2 separate regions of the Homo sapiens genome follow, and region 1 is linked to region 2. The links are chromatin loops, found by intact Hi-C in ENCODE. Cell type or tissue: heart left ventricle. All regions are shown on one strand. Region 1 has its middle 28 kb from the start of ASCC1. Region 2 overlaps CDH23 (cadherin related 23).

Region 1 (2,500 bases), 480 kb after region 2:
TCACGCCTGTAATCCCAGCACTTTGGGAGGCCGAGGTGGATGGATCACCCGAGGTCAGGAGTTCAAGATGAGCCTGGCCAACATGGTGAAACCCCGTCTCTACTAAAAATACAAAAATTAGCCGGGCATGGTGACGCACGCTTGTCGTCCCAGCTACTTGGGAGGCTGAGGCAGAAGAATTGCTTGAACCCGGGACGCGGAGGTTGTAATGAGCCGAGATCGCACTGTTGCACTCCAGCCTGGGCGAAAGAGCGAGACTCCGTCTCAAAAAAAAAAGGGCAATAGTTTCCAAACCTGGCATTCTTCAGAATTAAGCTGAAAAAAATAAAAAATGCAGAATCCTGGCTTCATTCCTGGGGTCTAGTAGGTCTAAGGGAAAGGGGGGTTGCACATGACAGTTATGTAGTCAGATCTGGAAGCCTCTTGGACCCATAGAAGAGGCAGAGGAGTAAACAGACGCGTGCAATATATACCGTGGGATAAGGCCATGGCCCTGGTCTGTACAGGCTGCCATGGAAGCCAAGAGGACTTGGGAGTGGGAATGCCGAGGAGATGACAAGGAGCCTTTCCTAGAGAAGGCGAGCCTGCTCTTGAACATGATGATGAGAGACAGCGCGCCACACACAAAGGGAAAGATGCCAAAGAAGCGTTCCACGCACAGGGAACAGCATGTGCAAAGTCAGGAACTCCAGGTCCCTTGGAACACACATGTGGAACTGCAGCTCATTTGGTGTGGATGGAGCACAGCACGTAAACGGGGGTGTGGTGAGAAGTCTCAGGAGAAGGAAGCAAGAACCAGATTGTCTGAGCCTTGTTCACCACACTCCACTTTCCATCCAAAGCACATTCTTCAGAAAGAGCCAGGGACGCCTAAGAGGCCAAGAATCCCAACTTGCACAATAAATAACTTAGAAAGCAGGCTCGGCTGGGCCTGGAAGGGTTAGACCCATCGGCTGGTATAATGCAGCAAATGTGATTTTTGCAGACCACTAGGTGGTGAGCAGTATTTTTGCTGTGACTGCAGACAGCATTCACAGATTTTTAGTTATTTATTTACTTTAAGGGAGAGGCATATGTCCTAAACACGCAAAGAATTATCGAAGGAGCCTTCCTTCTGGGCTCTGAGCCAAAACCAGGATAACAGACAGCCTGAAGTATCACATTTAAAGTATATGGACATTGTGGAAAGATGTTTTTCCCCCATATGGCTTCTCCTCCCTTTTGCCCTGGGCCCTGAAAGCCTGAAGTAGACTCCCACACTCTTTCTCTCCCTCTCTGTTCTCAGAAATCTCCAGACATATATTTGAAGATAAACCAACAAACACAGACATTTCATTTGTTTAGCAAACCGAAAGGTTACGTTTGGGGGGCTGTTCAAGTCATACTCTACCCACTTAACTTTCTGCAGTCTCCAAAATAGAGTCAATCTGTAATATCTTACAAAGTCAGAGTGACTTAGCTTTCAAAATAAACACACAATGATCGGAGGACAACCTAGGACTTTGCCATCCCAGGCCAATGTCATTCCCCAGAAAGGACTCAGGGCTCATTCTGTAATCCTGCTCCAATGCTCAAGGCTAGAGAATGCTTTTTGCCTGCACTCCTGATAATGAAAAGGAAAATCAGACTCTCAGGAGCAGCCCAAGACCACAGCTGGAGTATAAGACTCCATGGCCTCCAGAAACCTGACTCAGGAGCCGGGAAGAAGGCAGAACATTGTCCCCAAGGCATCTCTCAACACAGAGGTATCCATCCCGAGGGCTAGAAAAGATTCTGGAAGAGGAGAATGAAGGATCAAGGAGAAAGGCAGCCTTGCTATCTGAAAGCACAGGGCCCTGACACCACCTGTAGTTAAGCCTTATCTGGTACCCTGCCAGCCAAGGAGTGTCCTCATTAGGCAAATAGGAAAACAGAGGCTGAGTCCCAAAAGTCTGCAGCTTCACTTGACCCTGGGGATCAACTCCTCCTCCAACTGCAAAGGGGAATTTCTTGCAGATAAGCAATCTCCCATTCTGAGTTATTGCAGTCTCTTTTTCTACCCTGCTGACTCTGTGGCCACAGTGCACTTTCCACTTAAAAGAGTTAGGCCAGGCCAGGTGTATAATCCCAGCGCTTTGGGAGGCTGAGGCGGGCAGATCACTTGAGGTCAGAAGTTCAAGACCAGCCTGGTCAACATGGTGAAACCCTGCCTCTGCTGGGTGCGGTGGCTCACACCCAGCACTTTGGGAGGCTGAGGCTGGTAGATCACGAGGTCAGAAGTTCAAGACCAGCCTGGCCAATATGGTGAAACCCCGTCTCTACTAAAAATACAAAAAAATTATCTGGGCGTGGTCGTGGGTGCCTGTAATCCCAGCTACTGGGGAGGCTGAGGCAGAGAATTGCTTGAACCCGGGAGGCGGAGGTTGCAGTGAGCTGAGATCACGCCATTGCACTCCAGCCTGGGCGACAGAGCGAGACTCTGTCTCAAAAAAAAAAAAAGGAAAAAAAAAGAAAGGCTGCT
Region 2 (2,500 bases):
GGGCTTCTGGGGATTGCACCAAGGAGGAAGCAGAAGGGATGTGCAGCAGCAGAAAAGGAGGAGGACCGGGGGGTTCTGAGGGCTTGGGGTGATGAGGCCAGAGTTCCAAACAGGGTCTGGGTGCAGGATGAGGACAGAAGAAAACAGAGAACCCAAAAGGGGCAAGAGGTTGGTCCCTTACTTTCACTATCCTGGGAGGAGGATGGGTACACCACACAGTTGGATGGTGCATCTTTGCCTGTGGGAACAAACAGAAGGGCCATTAGGTGGGTGTCAGGCCCAGGAGGCCAGGGAGGCTTGTCCAGGCCAGTGTCCCCCTCCTGCCCCAGGTTCTCACGCTAGTGCCTACTCGGCAGTGTTGGCCCAGTGGCAGCCTGCACACGTGTGCACCCACACACACCCTGGCATGTTCTCACCCTGCCCATTTTCATGCCACTCCCAGGGGCATGTGAATACCCGCTGGTGCCCACACCTCTATCCGAACCATGGGCCCTTGCACTCTCACCTGAACAGACAGACACACACACGCATATATTCTCCAACAGCCATTCAGCCATCCACTGAGTCATGCCCCAGGGCACCAATCAGTCCCACTGATGCCTATACCCACAGCAGCCATGATGTCATCATGAGCAGTCACACTCCCAGCCCAGGTACCTACAGCCTCACACATTAAAAAGTCTCACTGTCACAAATGGAGCCAGGTACACCCTCCCTCTCCATCACTCCAGCTAACTACAAACCCACACTCCACACACCCTTGACCACCCCATCTCACCCACACACTCCCTGGAGTGCCAGTGTTACCCATGCAGCCTCACACTCTGCCCAGCACAGTGTCATGAATGGTCACACCATCAGACAGGCAGCCCTCCACACACGCCAGGCTGTCACGTGCAGGATGCCCTCACCTGTCTGCACCTGCAGCTCCATGGCACCATGGACCCTGTGCTCCGAGTGGTGGTGCCTGATCTCCACCACCAGGCAGCAGTAGAGGCCGCTATCCAGCAGGGTCAGGTTGCGCATGGTGATGGAGAAGTTGCCATGGTGGTCGGAGGCCGACTCCAGCCCGTGGCGCTGAGCCAGGTCGTGGCTGGTGTTGGCAGCCTGGTGGCCTCCATGGTGCAGGTGAAGGTCCTGGAACGTGAGGTTGCGGATGGGCCGGCGCTCTGAGCAGGTCTGCACCTCGCCCCTCGAGCTGCGGTACCACGTCTTGTAGAAGGTCACATCGTGCCCTTTGTCCACAGGGCCCAAGAGCCTGCAGGTGAGGGTGACGTTCTGCCCCTCGGGACAGACATACAGGGAATACGGCGTGGCGACCTTGAAGGCTGCCACCGGACCTGCTCAGAGAGAGGAGAGCCCTGTCACCTGACTGATCCAGTGCTACTCCTGGCAACCCCAGAGCGGGGAAGAACCTTAGCCTCTGCTACTTCCCAGCCACAGGCCAGGGGCATGTCAGCTGACCTCCCTAAGACTGCCTTCTGCATTTGTTCACAAACCCCACTCCATCCTAGGCTGTTGTAGGGGGAGTCACAGAAGCTTCCCCAACTAGGGGTGCTCCTGGATGCTGGACAGGGCAGGGAGAGACTTGGAGGGCAGTGATGCAGTCGGGTGTGTCCCTCTTCCCAGTAGAGTATATGCAAAACCTGTTGGGTGGGAGGCAGGTTGGGGAGCAGGAAGGCTGTTTCGAACAGCAGCTCCTTGTCCTTGGCCGCTCTGTAGGGGCCATCAACACCTCTGCCCCTTCCTACTCCTAGGACTGAACATGCCTTCCCATCCTTGCCAGGGAGCACTAAGAGAGCACCTGCGTGTGCAAGGCCTGGGCCAGGTGCTGCATCTCACCTGCATGCTGAATGCATGGCCTCCCCTTGAGCAGACGAGGCCTGCATTCCCGACAGCAGAACCCCATGGCAAAGGCAATCCAATGCCAGCCCTCAGGGCACTTGGAGGAGGGAGGAAACAGCCTTCTGGGGACAGTCAGGGACTTCCTGAAGGAGGGAGAGTCTTTGGACTTGGTGCATAGATAGGATTTCAGCCAGTAGAAAGGGTGTCCTAGGCAAGATAGTGTGAAAATGGGAAAACCCAGTGTCTGAGGGACCGGGACAGAGAGTATATGAAAGGTCATCTCATCCATGCACGTCCTTCCAGCCAAACTTAGAAAACTGTCTAGTTCTGTTTGGTTTTTTTCACCAAGCAAATGAAGCAATTCCCTGGTCCACTTTGCCTTATCCCAATCCTCCAGCATTTAATTGGGTTGACCCTCAAAACCATGAGCTTTTGAAAACAGAATATTGGATAGAGGCCGCGTTTCTATCTAACTGTATGAGCCTCAGTTTCCTCCTCTGTGCAGTGAGAAAACTATTGGCTACAATGCAGGGTTGCAAAAGGACTAGATGAGGGAAAGATGAGAACACAAGATGTGAGCTCTAATGCCCTCTGCAGACATCTGAGGGATAGCTATAATTATTATGCGTTGGTGTTATTTTTATTTATTTATTTG

The links. Hi-C counts contacts between places; a loop is a spot of excess contacts. Peaks named below come from ENCODE experiments on the same cell type or tissue, not always from the same donor. Only the 100,000 strongest peaks of a DNase experiment are listed, where the experiment ranks them.
Region 1: a loop joins it to region 2, with 4 times the contacts of the local background. A loop is called at or near these places in 1 of 110 quality-filtered maps.

Annotation. Positions count from the first base shown.
Region 1 is chr10:72,243,228-72,245,727 of GRCh38, forward strand. No RefSeq gene overlaps it. Among named protein-coding and RNA genes, the nearest start is that of ASCC1, 28 kb to the left of the region's middle. RefSeq lists an enhancer at 2,146-2,225. In heart left ventricle, a CTCF peak has its summit at 990 (motif pointing right); a DNase peak (open chromatin) is centred at 615; H3K27ac peaks cover 2,319 bases.
Region 2 is chr10:71,760,687-71,763,186 of GRCh38, forward strand. All of the region lies in intron 38 of CDH23 (cadherin related 23), which reads left to right. VSIR (V-set immunoregulatory receptor) reads right to left here. Exons shown (of 7, transcript NM_022153.2): 2 at 912-1,340; 3 at 182-238. Among named protein-coding and RNA genes, the nearest start is that of VSIR, 12 kb to the right of the region's middle. In heart left ventricle, CTCF peaks have their summits at 983 and 1,185; a DNase peak (open chromatin) is centred at 1,155.